Regions from separate parts of the Homo sapiens genome. Here region 1 is linked to region 2. Evidence: chromatin contacts called from ENCODE Hi-C or POLR2A ChIA-PET data. All regions are on one chromosome and are shown on one strand. Each heading gives the region's core, a stretch centred on a gene start or an enhancer-like site at or near the end of the contact. The rest is flanking DNA. Distances are from core to core; before and after follow the strand shown. Region 1 holds the start of ADAMTS10 (ADAM metallopeptidase with thrombospondin type 1 motif 10). Region 2 has its middle 10 kb from the start of MUC16.

Region 1 (5,024 bases), core at 297-2,796, 470 kb after region 2:
CCAGGAGTCTGGTATTTATGCAGCACCTGCTGTATGCGTGAGTAATGACAGGTCATTCCAAGTTCAAAAGGAAAAATTCCGAGTTGGGAAGCTGCCCTCCTGGTCTCAGCTGTGTCCCTGGAACCCAGCACATAACAACAAATCTTTGCTGCAGAATGAAACCCCTCCTCCACCCCCTACTCCAGCCCTGGGAAGGCTGTTATTACCCCCACTGTGTGGATGAGTAAACCCAGACTCAGACAAAGCCAAGGCCAAGGCTCTGGCCAGCTCCCTGGGGGGGGGCGTTCCTGGGAAATGCCTGCAATTGTGAGGCCTGGGGGTCACCGCCCTTCCCTGGAACCAGGCACTGTACCAGGCGCCTGGGATTCAAATCCCAGCCCTGCCCCAACCATCCAGGTCCTCCTCATTCACGCATTCGTTCATTTTATGGAGCGAGACCCAGAGTGACCAAGACCAAGAGGGCTCCGGTTCCAACAGAATTTTCACTCTCCCCATCTCTGTGGCCTCAGTTTCCTCATCTGTGAAATGGGACCAGCTGAGCCTACGTCACCGCAAAGGAGTTAAGGCACAGAGACCAAGGCCAGGCCCAGGACCGATCAAACCCCCCTGAGAGCTCGGAGAGGGCGGGGCCGAGCTGGGACTTATTTCCCGCCCCGGGCACCGTGCCTGGCACACGGGAGGCGCCCAATAAATGCTTGTTTGAGCCAGGCCCAGCCCTCAATAAATAACAGCTGTTGTTGATGCCGCAGAGGCTGGCGAGGAAGTGGGCTCTCCCCTCCCCAACCCCAGCATCTCATGCTCCCATCCCCCCTCCAGCCCCATTCCTTACCCCCCTCCATTCCTTCCCGTGGCCCCCAACCCAACTCAGCCCCTTCCTCCAGGCCCCCACCTCCCCCCAACCCACTCAGCCCCTCCTCCAGGGCCCCACCTCCCCCAACCCCACTCAGCCCCTCCTCAAGGGCCCCACCTCCCCCCACCCCACTCAGCCCCTTCCTCCAGGCCCCCACCTCCCCCCACCCCACTCAGCCCCTCCTCCAGGCCCCCACTTCCCCCCACCCCACTCAGCCCTTCCTCCAGGCCCCCACCTCCCCCCACCTCACTCAGCCCCTTCCTCCAGGCCTCCATCTCCCCCTACCCCTTCCCATTCAAACTTCCCCCTCCCCCAACCTCTCCCTTCTCTTCCTCCCTTTCCCCGAACCCCCACCCACCCAATTCTGCCTCCATCCCCATCCCCCACCTGATTCTTTCTCCCCTCCCCCACCCATTCTCCCCGCCGCCACTCGATTTCTCCCGCTTCGTCCCCTCCCCGCCCCCCGCGGTTCCCCAGCCCCCTCCCACGCGGCGGGGGCGCTGGTCCCGGGCGGGGCGGCCCGAGTTCCCGGGTCCCTGGCTGGGGTCCAGCCCGCGGCCCAGGCCGGGCGGCGGCAGGCGGGCGGGGTTTCTGGCCGCGCGCAGTTTGGGGGTTTTTTTATAACCCTGGCAGGCGGCTCAGGAAGTGCCTTCCCCGCGCCCCCTCCCCTGGCCACGCCGCCGCGCTCGCTCGCTCCCTCCCTTCCTGCGCGCGCGGGGCGGCGAGACAGCGGCGGCGACGGCGCGGAGGCCCCGGGCGCGGCGCAGGTAGCGGCGCGGGCGGGGGGCCCGGGGGTGCGTGATTCAGTGGGACTTTGTGTGTCCGCATCGGGCTGTGAGGGCGTGGGGCTGTGGTGCCCTGGATGGGGGAGGGCATCCCGCTGTGCGACTCCGGTCGGTGCCTGAGGTCCGCAAGTGCGCGCGCCACTGATCACGCCCGGGGTTGCCGTGGGTTTGTTTGCGCTGTGTGTGTGTGTGTGTGTGTGTGTCCGTCCACGTAGGGGCAGAGTGGTTGTGCATTACATGTGTGTGTCAGTGCCTGGGGATGAGTCTCTTGTGTGTCTGTGTGTTTGGACAGTGTGTGCGCATAGGGGTTTGCTATGTGCGCGCAGATCTGGAGGCGAGTGTGTGTGTGTCTGGGTTTGTGTGTGTGTCCCCAAGCATGTGTGCGTTTGTCTCTGACCGTGATGAGTGTGTAAATACCTGTGTGTGTGTGTCTGGTGTGGGGGGGTGTCTAGGTCTGTGGGACTTGTGAGTTTGTCTCTGGTTTGGTGTGAGCATGCAAATGAGTGTGTATGTGTCAGCGTGTAGGCCTGTGTGTCTGTCTCCTTGGGTTGTCTGTGTATGTATGTGTGTGTTTCTGTTTGTGTAGGCCCCGGGTGCGTGTATTTGTGTGTCCGCGTGTTTCTCTGTCTTGTCCCGTGTGTGCGCGTGTAAATGAGTGTGTGTTTACACATGTCTGGGAGTGTGTGGTTGTGTGTCTCCATGTGTTTGTCTCCGGGTGTGTGAGTGTGCACTGAGCCTGTCGGCGTGTGTGTCTGCGGTGGAGGCGTCCTGCGTCTTTTGTGGGTCTACAGTGCCCGAGCGCCGGTCTCTGGTTGCGCGGGGTGTGTGTCGCTGCCAGTGTGTGTTTGTGTGTCTGGGTGTGGGAGTGGCGCCGCCCACTTCCCCTGAGTTGGTCAGTGAGGCCACAGCCGTCTGTCTCAGGGTGTCTCCAGCGGTCGGGCTCAGGGCCTTTAATTAGCGGCCGGTTGTGGGGGACCAGCCCGGGCGCCGGCCCCCTCCTCCCGCAGGCCCCGGCTGGGCCTTTGTCTGCTCTCCGGCAGGGACTGCCTCCTGCCGGCCCGGCCAGATGTGCAGCCGGGAGGAGGCCGGCAGGCTGGGGCCTCTGCCTGGGGAGACGCGGCCTTGGCCTCCACGGGGGACCTTCCGTCGGCCCTGTCCCCGCAGCCTGGCCGGAGAGGTTTGGGTGTGGAGCTTAGGGTCCCTTCAGGATCCCCGGGATGGGATGGGATGGGACAGAGCCTCTGTTTCTAAGCCATTTCCATTTCCCGGAGGCATTTCCTCCTCCAGGCCTGGCACCCTCCCCCACGCTGGCCACCTCCCTCCTGCCTTCGGGGAGGAGGGGCTGGAGGAATGGCCAGGCCTGGGTACACACACACACACACACACACACAGGGTCACACACACTCACAAGCCATAATGCACATGCAGTCACACGCTCACAATCACACACAGGGTCACACACACTCACATACATGCTGTAATGTACATGCAGTCACACACACACGCCACAGTGCAGATCCCTCACTGACATCCTGTTGGCCACCACCGTCTCTGTCCCTGAGCCTCTCTCAAGCTTCATCTTTGGCCCCAGACCCACTGCCTTGTTCATGTCCCCCCACCACCTGGTGCCCTGGGCTGTGTCACACCTCGACACCACCCTGTGGGCTGGACCCCCAGCTCAGACGCCTGTGAGCCTTCTGCAGACCCCCCTCCTCCCCCTACCCCATACACTGTGCACAGGTGAGTCCCCTTCCCCTGTCCTCACCCCCTGTGCTGGGTCCTTCCACAATGTCCCAAACCTTGTCCCTCACACCCCACCTGAGCCCAAAGCACAGAAGGGGGTGTGAGGGTTTTGGGAGGAGCGCCTCACTTCAGAGGACAGTGATGAGGACTGAGGGTCTTAGGGGGACCAGGACAGACCCAAAGACACTCTAGACAAGACCAGAGAGAGCCCCTGAAGGAGGAGGATGGGGCACCAGGCCTGGCAATGCAAGAACAGGAGAGGAGGGAGGGAGCCAGTGGGAGAAAGGGGTGAGGTCCCTGCTTCACTTGCAATGAGAATGTTCCTACCTTTCAGGGGTGGCTCAGGGCAGGAGCGGGGGTCAGAGGTGCCCAACCAGGAAGGGCCTTGATCTGGGAGTTGGCTGACACTTCCAAAGAAGGAATAGGGAAGAAGAAGCAAGAAGAGAGGGAGAGGGAGAGGAGGTGGGTTTTTGTTGGAGGGGGTTCATTAGGAACAGAAGAAAGAAGAAGTCTAAGAGGAAGTTCTCCAGGGGCAGAGAGAGGGTCAGAATTTCCTCAGTGATCCCTCAACTACAGACCCAGCTCAGTGCTGAAGACCAGCCCGGCTCCTCCTCTTTGACCCCTCCCTGCCCAGGCTCCAAAGAAGAAGAAACCAAGGCCCAGAGAGGGAGGCCCAGGTGCAGGGAGCAGGCGAGGGAAGGATCCGTACAGGGGCCCAACACTACTCCACCAACCGAAGCCCCCAAAAGGTAAAAAAAATAAAAAGGAGAGAGAGGCCAGGTGCTGTGGCTCACGGCTGTAATCCCAGCACTTTGGGAGGCCAAGGCGGGCTGATCATGAGGTCAAGAGATCGAGACCATCCTGGCCAACATAGTGAAACCCCGTCTCTCCTAAAAATACAAAAATTAGCTGGGCATGGTGGCGCACACCTGTAGTCCCAGCTACTCGGGAGGCTGAAGCAGGAGAATCGCTTGAACCCGAGAGACAGAGGTTGCAGTGAGCAGAGATCACACCACTGCACTCCACCCTGGCGACAGAGTGAGACTCCGTCTCAAAAAAAAAGAGAGAGAGAGAGAGAGAACAACAACAGAAGGAATGGACATTAGCCCAGCTAAAGAGTGCAACAGGGGTCACAGAATATCTGTGAGTGAGCTCCCCGTCACTAGAGGGATCCAAGCAGAAGTGGGGAATGTGGGCTTCTTGGTCCATCAGCAACTTGGCAAAAACCTGGCTCCCTCCCTTGGGGCTGAACTGCCCTGTTTGGGGATTGACTCTCAGACTTGGACTCTCAGACTTGGCTGGGCTGCAAAGAAAACAAGACTCTGTGATTAAGGGATTTTGCACAGAGGAGGAGGAGGGTGGAGACAGCAGGGTGGGGGAAGAGGGTTTGGCACAGGGTGGTGGCCCAAAGTGGTGTCTGCGGCAGGCTGGCCTGGGGCAGATGCTGGAGAGACTGAGACCTGCGGGGCGGGCTGGCTTGGAGCCTTGAAAGAATCTGAATGGAGGACGGGGTCAGAAACACAGGGTGGAGGAGAGGCCTGGGAGGTGGGAGTGAATAGTGCTACCCAGTGCAGAGAATCCAAAGATGGCCCAAGACAGTGGGTGCGTGGGTGGGCATATGAAAGTCTGCAGGACTGGAATACTAG
Region 2 (5,131 bases), core at 1,812-4,311:
TAACAAAAGCACACCAAGAGTTTTGCCCAGGCCTTTCCTGGGCCTTGAAGCATGACAAGATAATGAAGGAATTCTTAATGGACCTGTTTAGGATTAAACAAGTTTTATTGGGAGTCTGAAGAAACTCTCTAGACTCTAAAATTTAGCAGGAGACAAGATAAGGGTAACTATCCCTGGCACCTGGACCCATCTAGATTAAGTAAATTTACTGAGGCTCAGAGGAAGGTCTTCAGGACTCAGACCTTAGTTACAGATTAGGAGAAGTTAATTGGCCTGGTGCAGTGGCTCACGCCTGTAATCCCAGCAGTTTGGGAGGCCAAGGCAGGCAGATCACTTAAGGCCAGGAGTTCAAGACCAGCTTGGCCAACATGGCGAAACCCCATCTCTACTAAAAATACAAAAATTAACCAGGCATGATGGTGCACGCCTGTAATCCCAGCTACTTGGGAGGCTGAGGCAGGGGAATCGCTTGAACCTGAGAGGTGGGGGTTGCAGTGAGCCGAGATTGTGCCACTGCACTCCAGACTGGGTGACAGAGCAAGACTTCATCTCCAAAAATAAATAAATAAATAAATAAATAAATAAATAAAAATTAAACTACAAGCCAGGCACAGTGGCTCGCACCTGTAATCCCAGCACTTTGGTAGGCCGAGGTGGGGGGATCACCTGAGGTCAGGAGTTTGATACCAGCCTGGCCAACATGGTGAAACCCTGTCTCTACTAAAAATACAATAGCTGGGCATGGTGGTGCACGCCTAGATAATCCCAGCTACTCGGGAGGTTGAGGCAGAAGAATCGCTTGAACCTGGGAGGCAGAGGTTGCGGTGAGCCGAGATAGCGCCACTGCACTCCAACCTGGGTGACAGAGTGAGACTCTGTCTCGAAAATAAATAAAACTACAGCAGCCACAAGCACTGACAGAGTCAAGTATCAGGCACCCACAGGACAAGGTGGGACACAGTGTCTACTCATCTGCAGAGTGGGGACCAGGGCAGGATTGGGAGAAGAGAGCCAGGGTAAGGGGGAAGAAACAATATTGACAGAATAATTCTGAAAGATTCTCCCCGCGGCCTGAAAACTTGGGAGGATAAACTTGGGGGGATGAATAACTCCTCCCTTCTCAGGCCCAGTCCCAAGGTGCAAGGCTACTTGCCCCAGCAGCATGCGCCAGCAAGATAGCAGAAGCAGGAAGAGAGATGGCCGGAAGACATGTACCCTGGCCGGAAGACACGTACCCTGGCCGGAAGACATCTACCCTGGCCGGAAGACATCTACCCTGGCCGGAAGACACCTACCCTGGCCGGAAGACATCTACCCTGGCCGGAAGACATCTACCCTGGCCGGAAGACAGCTACCTTGGCCGGAAGACACCTGCCCTGGCCGGAAGACACGTACCCTGGCTGGAAGACATCTACCCTGGCCGGAAGACACATGCCCCTGAAGATCAAGAGACGGGCCATCCGGGTACCATGTAGCAGTTACGTCAGACTGGGACACTTGCTGTTTACGGGAGACTATAAAACCCCTGCCCCGTCCTCACTTGGGGCTGACGCCATTTTAGGCCTCAGCCGTCTGCACCCAGGTGCACATTAAAACAGCGTGTTGCTCCACACCAGCTCATGTTGTTTGTTGGCTTGCTCTCGGGGTTCGAAACGACACAAGAGCCTTACAAATTCCATGCTTGGCTCACTCGGCATTTCCTTAACAGATGTTCATTCAGTGCCTGCATGCTTGACAAGCCCCAGGTCTGAGAATACAACGGATCAGTGAATGAACCAACATGCAAAAATCCCTGACATTCTAGTGTTAAGAGTCTACAGGTAGAATAAATAAGTAAATTTAAAAAGATGTTAGATCCCTTTTCTTTTTGAGACAGGGTCTTGCTGTGTTGACCAGGCTGGAGTGCAGGGGCACAATCATAGTAAGGGAGGACACCACCCCTCATATTATGCCCAATTTCTGCCTCCAAAGAAAGAAGAAGTAAAAACTAAATGGCAGAAATCAAATCCATAGGCAGACAGCCCGGCACCGCACCCTGGGCCTGGTTAAAGATCGACCCCTGACCTAACCGGTTATGTTATCTATATATTCCAGATACCTCAAGGAAAAGGTAATTATTTGATTCAAGACCTTCAAAACGAGGCCAGGTGTGGTGGCTCACGACTGTCATCTCAGCATTTTGGGAGGCCAATGCAGTAGGATCACTTGAGGTCAGGAGTTCGAGACCAGCCTGGGCAACACAGCAAGAACCTGTCTCTTTTGAGTTTTTTTGTTTGTTTGTTTGTTTTGTTTTTGAGATGGAGTTTTGTTCTTGTCGCCCAGGCTGGAGTGCAATGGCATAATTTCGGCTCACTGCAACCTCCACCTCCTGGGTTCAAGTGATTCTCCTGCGTCAGTCTCCTGAGTAGCTGAGACTACAAGCGTGCACCACTACGCCTGGCTAATTTTTTTGTATTTTTAATATAGACGGGGTTTCACCATTTTGGCCAGGCTGGTCTGGAACTCCGGACCTCAGGTGATCCACCCACCTCGGCCTCCTAAAGTACAGAGATTACAGGCATGAGCCACCGCACCCGGCCAAGACCCTGTCTCTGAAAATAATTTTTAAAAATTAGCCGGGTGCCTACAGTCCCAGCTACTCAGGAGGCCAAGGTTGGAGGATCGATTGGGCCCAGGAGTTGGAGGCTACAGTAAACTATGATCGCATCACTGCCCTTCACCTAGGGGCAGAGTGAGACCTTGTCTCAAAGAAGAAAGACCTTCGAAAATGAAACAGGGAACCAGAAGGAGGGCAAGGTGGCAGCCAGGGCAAAATCCCTATGATGAGGGCATGCGGCTATGTGCAAGGAATTGCTCTGAGAATAAAGATGGGGACATTCTAGCCGAGCTAAAGAATGATCCATTTACTTATCATTGTAAGAAAATTGGAGCCGTTCCCAGAGATGACTAAGACCTAGGCCTGCAAAGTGTGAAGCCTGCAGGGAGGTGGGGGAAGGAGGCGAAGAACAAAGAACGCAAGGGGGGCCGAGTGAGTCATGGGCAGTGGGAACGGCGGTGCGGTGCATGGCTGGGTGCAGATAATTACCCTCGGGTAGCAGCCAGGCCCAGGTGGGGTGGGTGTCAGCAGGAGATGGACAGAGACCTCCCTCCGCTTCAGAAAGTAAAACCGGTGTTGCCCCAGCCTGGAACTCCCCCAGGAGAGTTGGAATCCTGCCCATCCCCTCCCCTCTTCCTCCAGTCTTTTCTTCCAGCTCAGGCCTGAGCTTTAAAAATCTTGCTTCCCAGCCACGGCCAAGACACGTCCCTGCCTCCCCCAGCAGAATGCAGATTTCAGGTGTCATTCATGAACTATTTAAGGGTTTCTGGAATGTTAGATTTGCCTGCTAGTCTGGGAGTCTTGGAGGGGGAGACCAGCTGTCACACGTCCTGCCCATGGCCGTGATTGGAGCACCCGGCAAGCTTAGGAGACAATGTTCACATGGACAGACTTTCTCTCTGAATGCCTTTGTCAGAGATGTTTAAACCAGAGTGACTCCATCTTGTGTAGGGGCTGGGTAAAATAAGGCCAAGACCTGCTGGGCTGTGTTCCCAGACAATTAAGGCATTCTAAGTCACAGGATGAGATAGGAGGTCAGCACAAGATGCAGGTCATAAAGACCTTGCTGATAAAACAGGTTGCAAAAAGAAGCCAGTCAAAACCCACCAAAACCAAGATGGCCCCAATAGTGACCTCTGGTTGTCCTCACTGCTACACTCCCATCAGTGTCACTGAGTCAGGAAAACAAGGTCTGGAGGCCAAGAATATAAGGTCGATTCACACTTCACCTATGGCAGGAAGGGCGGAAGCCAAGTCAATGACTGTAACCTTACTTCATCCTCTCCATTTACATAGGGCGTACCCCAAGTAAAGGGTATTTAAACTCCGAAAAATTCTGTAATGGGGACTTTGAGCCCCTATGCTCCAGCCCACTCCCACACTGTGGAGTGTGCTTTCATTCTCAATAAATCCCTGCCTCTGGCTGGGGCGCGGTGGCTCACACCTGTAATCCCAGCACTTTGGGAGGCCGAGGCAGCCGGATCACCTGAGGTCGGGAGTTCACCTGAGGTTGGGAGTTCGAGACCAGCCTAACCAACATGGAGAAACCCCGACTCTACTAAAAAAAAATACAAAATTAGCCGGGCATGGGGGTGCATGCCTATAATCTCAGCTGCTCGGAAGGCTGAGGCACGAGAATCACTTGAACCCGGGAGGCGGAGGTTGCGGTGAGCCAAGATTGCACCATTGCACTCCAGCCTGGATGACAGAGGAAGACTCCGTCTCAAAAAAAAAAAAAAAAAAAAAAAATCCCTGCTTCTGCCTTCCTTGCTTTTGCTTTGTTGGTGTGTTTTGTCCAATTCTTTGTTTGGGATGCCAAGAACCTGGACACCTTCTACCAGTAACACCATGACAGTTTACAGATGCCATGGCGACACCAGGAAGTTACCCCAGATGCTCTAAAAAGGTGAGGCATGAATAATCCTCCCCTTCTTTAGCATATTATCAAGAAATAACCATAAAAATGGGCAACCAGCAGCCCTTGGGGCTGCTCTGTCTATGGAGTAGCCATTCTTTTATTCCTTTACTTTCCTAAAAACTTGCTTTCACTTTACAGACTTGCCTGAGATCCAAGAGCCCTCTCTTGGGGTTTGGATTGGGACCCCTTTCCTATGACACCTTGCGGCCCGGAAAGACTTTCTCTCCCAGTGCCCTGGGGTCAGGCACAGGGCCGCAGCTTTCCCATAGAGAGCCCAGGAATATTTGCATTACCAGGAGAGAGTCAGGTTTCAGCGAGAATCTGAGGAAAATCCTCCAGAGAGTATCTAAAACGAGGTGAGGAAAGGGGAAAAGGCATTTTCCTTTAGGACGAACCTGAATTCCTTAGGATACAGCTGGTGAACAATAACATCTGTAACTCCCTCCTAGGTTTTTCAAAGGGAAGGAAGGAAGGTAGAAGGCCCTCTTGAGAAATGTCTTTTTTTTTTTAAGGGACCAGGTCTCCCTCTGTTGCCCAGGTTGAAGTACAGTGGCGCTATCATAGCTGACTGCAGCCTTGAACTCCTGGGTTCAAGCAAATCCTCCCACCTCAGCCTC

The links. A loop is a pair of places that touch in the nucleus more often than their neighbours do. ChIA-PET counts read pairs that join two places held with the same protein, here RNA polymerase II (POLR2A). Pooled maps may share reads with other maps.
Region 1: a map of posterior cingulate gyrus shows a loop between it and region 2 (6-fold over the local background). The contact joins the promoter of ADAMTS10 here to the enhancer-like site in region 2. A Hi-C loop is called at or near these places in 5 of 168 maps with a recorded cell type or tissue (MCF 10A, chondrocyte, mammary epithelial cell and 2 more) and 9 of 50 pooled maps. POLR2A ChIA-PET finds 5 or more read pairs at or near these places in 3 of 52 experiments (RWPE1, WTC11 and naive thymus-derived CD8-positive, alpha-beta T cell).

The regions. Positions count from the first base shown.
Region 1 is chr19:8,607,237-8,612,260 of GRCh38, reverse strand. ADAMTS10 (ADAM metallopeptidase with thrombospondin type 1 motif 10) reads left to right here and starts at 1,546. Exons shown (of 26, transcript NM_030957.4): 1 at 1,546-1,617; 2 at 4,013-4,127. RefSeq lists a silencer at 2,226-2,648.
Region 2 is chr19:9,073,666-9,078,796 of GRCh38, reverse strand. No RefSeq gene overlaps it. Among named protein-coding and RNA genes, the nearest start is that of MUC16, 10 kb to the right of the region's middle. RefSeq lists an enhancer at 3,809-4,696. Within about 2 kb of position 3,061, at least 10 of the 41 ENCODE cell types and tissues checked have a DNase peak (open chromatin) inside an H3K27ac peak, as active enhancers do; they include mammary epithelial cell, where a contact is called at or near this core.